3 separate regions of the Homo sapiens genome follow, and regions 2 and 3 are each linked to region 1. A link is a contact called in ENCODE Hi-C or POLR2A ChIA-PET data. All regions are on one chromosome and are shown on one strand. Each heading gives the region's core, a stretch centred on a gene start or an enhancer-like site at or near the end of the contact. The rest is flanking DNA. Distances are from core to core; before and after follow the strand shown.

Evidence for each region. Hi-C counts contacts between places; a loop is a spot of excess contacts on that map. ChIA-PET counts read pairs that join two places held with the same protein, here RNA polymerase II (POLR2A). Pooled maps may share reads with other maps.
Region 2: a loop to region 1 is called in a pooled map, with 4 times the contacts of the local background. The contact joins the promoter of PLP2 here to the promoter of EBP in region 1. A Hi-C loop is called at or near these places in 1 of 37 single-sample maps with no recorded cell type and 6 of 50 pooled maps. POLR2A ChIA-PET finds 5 or more read pairs at or near these places in 5 of 52 experiments (GM12878, IMR-90, OCI-LY7 and 2 more).
Region 3: a pooled map shows a loop between it and region 1 (6-fold over the local background). The contact joins the promoter of GPKOW here to the promoter of EBP in region 1. A Hi-C loop is called at or near these places in 1 of 37 single-sample maps with no recorded cell type and 6 of 50 pooled maps. POLR2A ChIA-PET finds 5 or more read pairs at or near these places in 2 of 52 experiments (HepG2 and OCI-LY7).

What each region holds. Positions count from the first base shown.
Region 1 is chrX:48,520,558-48,523,707 of GRCh38, forward strand. EBP (EBP cholestenol delta-isomerase) reads left to right here and starts at 1,251. Exons shown (of 5, transcript NM_006579.3): 1 at 1,251-1,350; 2 at 3,142-3,150. PORCN (porcupine O-acyltransferase) reads left to right here. Exons shown (of 15, transcript NM_203475.3): 15 at 1-251. RefSeq lists silencers at 92-151, 1,066-1,295, 1,356-1,535.
Region 2 is chrX:49,170,286-49,173,667 of GRCh38, forward strand. PLP2 (proteolipid protein 2) reads left to right here and starts at 1,613. Exons shown (of 5, transcript NM_002668.3): 1 at 1,613-1,811; 2 at 2,844-2,996; 3 at 3,103-3,198. The coding sequence starts at 1,716. RefSeq lists silencers at 1,490-1,589, 2,110-2,309.
Region 3 is chrX:49,122,088-49,125,469 of GRCh38, forward strand. It overlaps GPKOW (G-patch domain and KOW motifs), which reads right to left and starts at 1,648. Exons shown (of 11, transcript NM_015698.6): 1 at 1,460-1,648; 2 at 535-689; 3 at 311-435. The coding sequence starts at 1,635. RefSeq lists enhancers at 1,318-1,971, 1,972-2,625.

The DNA of each region.
Region 1 (3,150 bases), core at 1-2,500:
TACTCCTTGACCCCCTCCATCCTTGACCCCCAACACCTCAACACACACACACACACACACACACAAAATCACACCATTTTCATGCCTGTCAATCCCCACCCCACCACAAGGCAGGAAGGGGGTGGTGCCTGCTGGGGCCTAGAGGGGGATGCTTGGGGAAACAGAGAAGGGGAGATCCAGGGCCTCCCCGCCTTCCTTCTTCCTTTTTATATACAATTTGTTATTGTCAAATAAAAGTAGGAAATATTCAATAGGCTTCTTCTTCACTGCTCAGAGGGGAATAGGAATGAGTGAGGAAGGGAGCACAGCATGGATAAAGGTTTGGAAGCTGGAAACCATGAAGAGAGAGCAGACTGTGATTGGTTCATGGTTAGTTTATGATTGATTAGATGATGAGCCTGAAGATGGCAGGATCCTGGTCCTGCTTGGTTTGATCAGGGCAGGGACAGATTGCATAGTTGGATGTGGGGGAGGCCTGATTGGCTGGAAAACTGAAGGATCCCCATTCTGATTGGTTGCTCTGAGTGGGACACAGAGGAGAGAAAGCAAGAGAGATGAAGGGTTGGTGCCTATTTATCCTTAGGACTGAGGGTTGTGGGTTCTAATTGGATGGGAGGTCTGGGATGGGTCTGGATTCTGATTGATTGCTCCATCTGGGGGCCCACTGGTGGTTAGGCGTTTGATTGGCTTTTTAGAACTGGCATATGGAGATTGAGGGTCTTCATGCCAATTGGTCAGTAGGACTGAGAGGCCTGGGTTCTAACTAGTTCTTCTGACTTGAGGTCGGGAGAAGAGAGAATGACCGCTGCTATTAGGACTGAGGAGTTCTGAGCACTGAAGAGCTGGGGAGGGGGTGGTTGCAGTGTATAGCGTGTGATCTGCTTGTAACAGTTTCGTTGCATTATACTAAGGGTTACTCTACCTAGAAAAGGGCGGAGGTGAAAGGATGCAACGCAACGCTAATTTCACCAGCGGAAGAAGCGGGTACAGACCTTAATGAGTCCCCGTTTTGATCGACTGATAAGGGAATGGGGAAATTGAAGCCAGGACTCGATGCAGATTGGCTACGGATCCAAAACGCCCACTAACCTTGGCGCGTCCCAGTCTCCACCCCAAACCTAACTCAGGTGAAAATGGCGCCACGCGCGGGGGCGGGGCTAGAGGTACAAAGAGAGTGTCTATTGGTTGGGAGCGGCACGGGCCGCCTTCTTCGCTTCACCATTGGCTCGCTCCGTAAGGCAAGAGAACCCACTAGGGGATGAGCCCGAACTAGGGATGTGACAGAGCGCGAGACCCAGCCTAAAGAGAGCCCGGAGCCAGCGTGGGAGGCCGCTGCCGTCGCGCGCCTTGGTGAGTGCCCTCCACCCGGCCCCTGCTCCCTCCCCCAGCTCTCCCCGGCTACGCGGCCAGCCCTCGGCGTGCCAGCGCGAGACCCTTTGCCACCCGCCCCCCCCACCGCCCTTTTGCGCCTGCGCGAGACCCCCAGCTACCGCACGGTTGTCCAGAGGACAGAAGATCCGTCTTCTCATTGGGCAGCGGGACTGGAGGGTTCTGGTTCGGATTGACCGGCTTTGTGTTCCGTTCTAGCGCTGCACGCCAGACACCGGCCTTTCAATATCCGTCTCTTCCCTGCAGGTTGACGGCGTTGCACGCTCTCGCGGGGAGGCTCTGGCTTTCCAAACGCTGGCACCGAGGGTTGTAGTTCTGATTCGTTTTCTTTCCTCTGTCCCCCAGTTGCAGTTTTCAGGACTACGTGGGGGAGGGAATAGCTTTTTGTTGAACGGTTTAAGACGCTGACCTGTGCAACTGGACCACGCCTGGTTCCTGTGTCTCTTACCAAACCGTGACCCCGGAGCACAGGACTGGGTTTGGTGGTCGTGAGCAGTTTGTGACCCTTGAAGGAAGACACCAGGCCTGGTCCTGTATCTCCCTCGCCAGACTGTGACCAGGGAGGGCTGGGATCAGGTGTTGTTCCCATGTGCCTCCCACCAGACTTTGACCCCCGAGGGCTGAGACCGGGACTGTTTCTACCACATCATAATATGGCTTCTAAAGGGCTGGAACAAGCTTTCAGCCTTTCTGTGGCCTTGTGTTTCAGTCATGTTCTTTTTCTTTTCTTTTTTATTTTATTTTGAGACAGAGTCTCGCTCTGTTGCCCAGGCTGGAGTGCAGTGGCATGACCCCGGCTCACTGCAGCCTCTGCCTCCCAGGTTCAAGCGATTCTCCTGCCTCAGCCTCCTGAGTAGCTGTAACTACAGGCGCACGCCACCACACCTGGCTAATTTTTGTATTTTTAGTAGAGACGGGGTTTTGCCATGTTGGCCGGGCTGGTCTTGAACTCCTGAGCTCAAGTGGTCCACTCGTCTTGGCCTCCCAAAGTGCTGGGATTACAGGCGTGAGCCACCGCGCCCGGCCTTCTTTTTTAGAGGCAGAGTCTCAGACTGGAGGGCAGTGATGTGGTCACTGCTCACTTCAGCCTTGAAGTCCTGGGCTCAAAGCGATCCTCCTGCCTCAGCCTACCTACTAGCTGGGACTACAGGCCTTTGTCACCACACCTGACTGATTTTCTTATTTTTTTAGAGACAGTTTCGCTGTGTTGCCCAGGCCGGACTTGAATTCCTGGCCTCAGGTGCTGCTCCTGCATCAGCCTCCCAAAGCACTGGAATTACCTGCCACGGTGCCTGGCCTTTAGTCATGGTCTTAAAACAGAATGTAGGCCGGGCGCAGTGGCTCACGCCTGTAATCCCAGCACTTTGGGAGGCTGAGGCGGGCGGATCGTGAGGTCAGGAGATCAAGACCATCCTGGCTAACACGGTGAAACCCCGTCTCTACTAAAAATACAAAAAATTAGCTGGGCGTGGTGGCAGGCACCTGTAGTCCCAGCTACTCGGGAGGCTGAGGCAGGAGAATCGTTTGAACCCGGAAGGCAGAGGTTGCAGTGAGCCGAGGTCGCACCACTCCACTCCAGCCTGGGTGACAGAGCAAGACTCCGTCTGAAAAAAAAAAAAAAAAACGGAATGTAATTAGAAGTGTTACAATCCTGTCTGTTAACTGGTAAATTCGGTCCATTTACATTTCTCATGATAATAAACTATTTGAATTTGATTTTATTATCTCATTCTGTACTTTCTATTTGTCCAGGTTTTTCTG
Region 2 (3,382 bases), core at 363-2,862, 650 kb after region 1:
CAGGGTCTTATTCTCATCACTGCTCAGAGGTTTATTCCACTGTCCACAATCCATTATCCAAAAACAAAAAGCTCTGGAAACTGATGGTTTTCCCACAAGATAGGCACTATTTGGTTACAAAACCTGACCTGATCTAACGAGGAACAATTTTCTTTCTTCCTTTCTTTTTGTTTTTCCTTTTTTGGAGACAGGGTCTTGCTCTGTTGCCCAGGCAGGAGTGCAGTGGTCTGATCATGGTTCACTGCAGCCTTGAACTCCCAGGCTCAAGCAATCCTCCCACCTCAGCCTCCCGAGTAGTTGGGATTACAGGCACGTGCCACCATGCCTGGGCTAATTTTTTTCTTTTTTCTTTTTTTTTTTTTTTTTTGAGACGGAGTCTTGCTCTGTCGCCCAGGCTGGAGTGCAGTGGCGCAATCTTGGCTCACTACAACCTCCACCTCCCAGGTTCAAGCGATTCTCCTGCCTCAGCCTCCTGACTAGCTGGGATTATAGGCGAGCGCCACCACACCCGGTTCATTTTTTGTGTATTTTTAGTAGAGACGGGGTTTCACCATGTTGGACAGGCTGGTCTCGAACTCCTGACCTCGTGATCTGCCCACCTCGGCCTCCCAAACTGCTGGGATTATAGGCTTGAGCCACCGCGTCCGGCCGCCTGGGCTAATTTTTAAAATTATTTGTAGAGATGAGGTCTCACTGTGTTGCCGAGGTTGATCTCCAACTCTTGGGCTCAAGCGATCCTCCCACCTGAGGCTCCCAGAGTGTTGGGATTACTGGCATGAGCCACTGCGCCCAGCCGAGGAACACTTTTCAATCCTTACCCAGTTATTGTGAACGTTCATACCTTTTCTTGAAGAAATACCGTTTTTGTTGTTGTTGTTGTTTTTGAGACGTAGTTTCGCTCTTGTTGCCCAGACTGGAGTGCAATGGCATGATCTTGGCTCACCGCAACCTCTGCCTCCCGGGTTCAAGCGATTCTCCTGCCTCAGCCTTCCGAGTAGCTGGGATTACAGGCATGCGTCACCGTGCCCAGCTAATTTTTGTATTTTTAGTAGAGACGGTGTTTCTCCATGTTGGTCAGGCTGGTCTCGAACTCCCGACCTCAGGTGATCCACCCGCCTCGGCCTCCCAGTGTTGGGATTACAGGCGTGAGCCACCGCGCCTGGCCCTTTTTTTTTTTTTTTGTAACGCGGCAGCTCCAAACCCCGCTGAGAGTATATGCATGGGAAAACTTTCTGAAATCAAAAATATTCCGAATTCTGGCAACATACTGGGCCCCAAGTCTTTCGGATTTAACTCTGCCTCGGCCGTTTTATTCAGTTAAGGAAACTGAGTCACTCCATCCCAAAGCCAGATTCCCGCGGTTCTAAGCTGAAGCTGTCTCGGGTGCATTTGCATTCCAAAAAGGCGAAGGGTCCCGCTATTACTGCTCCTGGTACCTGGAGCTGCCAAGCACCCCTGCGATGGGGCGCCCCGGGGGCTGTGCGCCAGGCTGGGAGTATCCTTGGGGGGCGGGGCGAGGGGGCTTCCGGGGCGGCAGCCACCTGGCCCGGCTCCGGCCCCGCCCGCGTCAGCTCTGCGCGGTGATTCACTCCCTCCTTCGCCCCGGGGCCCCCTTCCCGGCCAGACGGCGGGCAAGACAGCTGGGTGTACAGCGTCCTCGAAACCACGAGCAAGTGAGCAGATCCTCCGAGGCACCAGGGACTCCAGCCCATGCCATGGCGGATTCTGAGCGCCTCTCGGCTCCTGGCTGCTGGGCCGCCTGCACCAACTTCTCGCGCACTCGAAAGGGAATCCTCCTGTTTGCTGAGATTGTGAGCGTTCTGGGGCAGGCGCGTGGGCAAAAGCGGGATGGGGTGGCTGGACCATGCGGAACTGGATGGTCCGGGTGAGGCAGGCACTTGGCCGGGGCGCTCGGCAGTGGGGTGCAGGTGGGTGGGTTCACGGTGGAGGCCCGAAACCCGGGGCGCAGGGCGAGTCGGTGGGGTTTGACGAAGGTTGTTGAGATCTGGTGGTCCCCGGGGTGAAGCAAGGAGCCTATAACGCATACGGAGGGCTACGTGGGGACAGCCTGCGTGAACTCATCAGTGGACGCATCGAAGGGGTCCCAGGGTGCTGGGAAGTGGGGGCCTCCTGTGGCAGGGCGTGGCGCGGCCTGGGCACAGGAGGGCGGGCTGGCAGCGCGCCCAGGGGCAGGGCCTGTTGGGGTGGGGCCCCCCCGCCCCGCGCTAGTCCCGCGGTGTAGAGCGCCCCGCCCTTCGCCAGTTCTTCCTCGCCCTTCAGAGGCCGGGCGGGATGTCCTTAGCTTTTCGGGGTTTCCACCCTTCTCAAAGTGGGCGCCGCCTTTGAGTCACTTGTAAAAGGGGTGCGGCGCCTTTAACGGAGTCCTGCCTCTCTGGTGTCACTCTCACCGCTTCCCAAAGGGGTTGCTGGGGGAACCGCGTGTTCCGCCCCGGTCAAGGCCACAAAGCTGGCGTCAGCGGGGCTCACAAAACACCTGGCAGCGCCACTCCCCTCAGGCTGCCCGTAACCTAGAAGGGAAAAGAGGAAACTGAGGCACCCAACTCTACTCCTTACTTGTTGGGTGACCCTGGCCAAGCCATTAAACCTCTCTGTGCCTCAGTTTTCTCGTCTATAAATTAGAAAGAGTAATAATAGTACCCAGAGCATTAGATTGTCGTGATGATTGAATTTGGAACACAGTGAGCACATAAAAAGTGTTTAGCTATTATTGTATGTCATTTCCCCAGCCCTCGTAGGCATCTTAGTATGGGACCCCCAATTTAAACCAATCTTCTCAGCCCTGGTTGCTGATTGAGGTCCCCTTTCCCATGTCACCCTTCCAGATATTATGCCTGGTGATCCTGATCTGCTTCAGTGCCTCCACACCAGGCTACTCCTCCCTGTCGGTGATTGAGATGATCCTTGCTGCTATTTTCTTTGTTGTCTACATGTGTGACCTGCACACCAAGATACCATTCATCAACTGGCCCTGGAGTGTGAGAAGGGGTCCACAATGGCAAGACCAGGGAGGGGTCTGGGCAGTTAGGATTGTCGGGGAACTGTGGTTGCTGACTTCCCTCTTCTCCTCCCTACACCTCACAGGATTTCTTCCGAACCCTCATAGCGGCAATCCTCTACCTGATCACCTCCATTGTTGTCCTTGTTGAGAGAGGAAACCACTCCAAAATCGTCGCAGGGGTAAAGGCCATGGGAGCAGCTCTGAAGCACAGAGCGAAGGGTTTGAGGAGCCAGGGACCATTTCTGCCTTTGCTTCTGGCAGAAATCGTGTGACCCACAGCAAGTCACACTTGTCCTCAGACATGGAGGAAAGTCTGGCCCAGGACTTGGTTTTGCCTCCCAAGGTCTTCATTTGCTGTGAAGG
Region 3 (3,382 bases), core at 398-2,897, 600 kb after region 1:
CATTCCACTTCAGTCACACTGGTCTCCTTGGTGTTCCGCAAACACTTTAGGCAGTGTCTACCTTCAGGGCCTTTACATTTCCTGTTCCCTTTGCTGCACACCTCATTCAGATAATCCTAGGATTCAAGTACGTTTTTAGCATCCAGATACCCAGATTCATTTGGTAATGCTTCCAAAATGATGACAGGAGAAGGGGCAGGTGGCGGGCCTCTAGCACACACACAGACTTTCCCTGCTACGTGCAGGGACACAGCCTGGCGGACAGGGCAAAGAAAGGCTGGGGCAGGAGGGGGACAAGGGGCCAGCTCACTGTCTCTGCCCGGGGTTCGCTGTCTGCCCCTTCCCCGCTGGGGGTGCATCCTTTCTGGATCATGGGGATAGCGAGCGTGGGGTCGACACCCGCATTCTCTCTCTCTTCCAGAGACTTCTTGGATTCTAAAGGAAGAATAGGAGGGAGCAATGAAGTCCCACTCTATCCTTCCACCTTCTTCCTCTTCTTCCTTCAATGGGGAAGGGTAAAGGGGTATCACTCACCCGCAATGAGCTCCTTCACAGCCTGGGACACCACCCCATCCGCCAAGGCCCCAGTATCTGTGGATGGCCCAGGGGGCCGGGCTGGTGGCTGCCTGCGATGGCCATTCTGGATCAAAGGGATGACGAGTTCCTTGGGGGCCTCCTGGGGCTTCACACTGATGTGGACACAGAGGGGTGGGGTTGGGAGAATGGCAGGGTCAGTGGGTCACACTCCTTCATTCAGAGAAAACACAAGAGCCAAACTCACCCCAGCCCCACAGACCATGTCTTCCCTACTCCATGTCTGGATCTCCTGTTCCTCTCTGATCGTGCATTCTCTGGATTATCTCCCCAGTGCCCCCAACTCATAAATGTCAGTGCCTTCGAGAAATAAGTCCTGCACTCTCTGTTTAACTCAATACCGGCTTCTACAATGGCCCACAAATCACTATCTTCAGCCCAGACCTTCCCCAGCTCCAGGTTCCCAAACAGCTTCCTAGATGCCTGATTCTCTTCTGGAAATCCCTCCCTCAGACCCCTCAGACACTCCTCTCCTCATTAAGCTGATGGTGGCCTCCATCAACCTGAATCTGCCGCTCCATCCCGTTCCCCATATCGGGGACGCCTCAGCCCTTCAGTTGAGACACTAGCAGGTCCTGTCATTTTCTCATTCTTTCCTTCTCCCAGAACGCACAGACCTTAGTGTCTTCAAGTCCTAAAGACACTTCTTCTCAGTAATACATCCTCTCTTCGCAATTCCCACAGCTATCAGGCCCAATTTCCTCACCCCCTCCTATAAACTCCCGCCTTCTGGCCTCCACGAATTTACTCAGGCTGTGCTTCAGGCTTAACAGGTCACTGTCACCAAGACAAACAACTGAGATTCCTCCCTCCCGCTTACGCCCACCGCAGAGATTTCCAAGGGGTGAAAGACCCGGCGCGTCACCTCTGCAGCTCCCTCCCTTCCACGGTTTTCAAGAAATCCTTCTCCTCCGGAGATGGCCCCGCGCCGTCTCCCGAGTCGGCCAGCCGCCTCCGTGCGGACGTGCGAGTGAAGCCGAATGAAATTGGGGCAGTGGAAGCAGCCGTCAGCGGCAAAACACCCTCTTTGGAGTCAGCCATCTTGCTCCTTTTCCCAGGCCGGCGCGCTGCTTGCTGGGAAATTTAGTTTGGGTTCAGATCGCTAGGGGCCGGCCAAAGTGCGTAAAAACTACCTTCCCATCAACCACTGTGGCACCGGCGGGAGGGGGCGGTAAGGGGCCGTGGGAAGTAATTGTCGCTCTTTCAAACGTGGTGGGAGCGCGTCGCGCCAAGCGCCCAGGGAAATGTAGTTTTTTTTTTGTTTGTTTTGTTTTGTTTTTTAAGATGGAGTCTCGCTCTGTTTCACAGGCTGGAGTGCAGTGGCGTGATCTCGGCTCACTGCAACCTCCGCCTCCCAGGTTCAAGCGATTCTCCTGCCTCAGCCTCCCGAGTAGCTGAGACTAAAGGCATGCGCCACCACGCCTGGCTAATTTTTGTATTTTTAGTAGAGACGGGGTTTCACCGTGTTAGCCAGGATGGTCTCGATTTCCTGACCTCGTGATTCTCCTGCCTCGGCCTCCCACAGTGCTGGGATTACAGGTGTGAGCCACCACGCCTGGCTGGAAATGTAGTTTTTAGCGGGGTAGGCATGGTGGAAGGTGGATTCATTCTTGCCAGACATTAATCTTCCTTCGTGTAGGCGTTTGACAAGTATTTATGGAGCGCCTAATGTGTGCCCTACTTATGTGGGAAGTGTTGATGAAGTAAATCATTTAGAAATAATCAGCTGGGTGTGGTGGCGCGCACCTGTAGTTCCATTTACTCCGCAGGCTGAGGCAGGAGGATGGCCTGAGGCCTGGGAATTCGAGGCTGCACTTAGCTCTTATCGCACCACTGCATTCCAGCCTGGGTGACAGAGCGAGACCCCATCTCTAAAAAAGAAAAAGGTCGGGGGTGGGGGGGATGGAGCGTCAGTTGTGTACAATAATAAATAATAGACATAAAATAAATAATAGACATAAAAAACCCCGTCTCTACTGAAAATACAAAAATTAGAGGGGTGTGGTGGCTCATGCCTGTAATCCCAGCATTTTGGGAGGCCGAGGCTGGTGGATCACCTGAGGTCAGGACTTTGAGACCAGCCTGACTCATATGGTGAAACCCTGTCTCTACTAAAAATACAAAAATTAGCCGGGCGTGGTGGTGGCGCCTGTATCCCCAGCTACTTGGGAGGCTGAGACAGGAGGATTGCTTGAATCCGGGAGACAGAGTTTGCAGTGAGCCGAGATCCTGCCACTGCACTCCAGCCTGGGCGACAGAGCGAGACTCCGTCTTAAAAAAGAAAAAAGAAAGAAAGAAAGAAATAGTGCCTATTGGCCAGGCTCATACCCGTAATCCCAGCACTTTAGGAGGCCGAGGCGGGCGGATCACTTGAGGCCAGTAGTTCGAGACCAGCCTGGCCAACATGGTGAAACCCCGTCTCTACTGAAAATACAAAAATTAGCGGGGTGTGGTGGCGCATGCCTGTAATCCCAGCTACTCGGGAGGTTGAGGCAGGAGAATCGCTTGAACCCGGGAGGCGGAGGTTACAGTGAGCCGAGATCTCAACACTCCGGCCTGGGCTATAGAGTGACACTCAGTCTCAAAAACAAAAGAAAAACAAAAGAAAAACAAAAAAAAAAAAAAAAAAAAAAGAAAAAGAATAGTGCCTACTGATGTCAGATTTTAATACTCAACAAGGCACTAGATTCAAATATCAATAAAATAGGCTGGGCACAGTGGCTCATGCCTGTAATCCCAGCACTTTGGGAGACCTAGGCGGGCGGACCACCTGAGGTCAAGAGTTTGA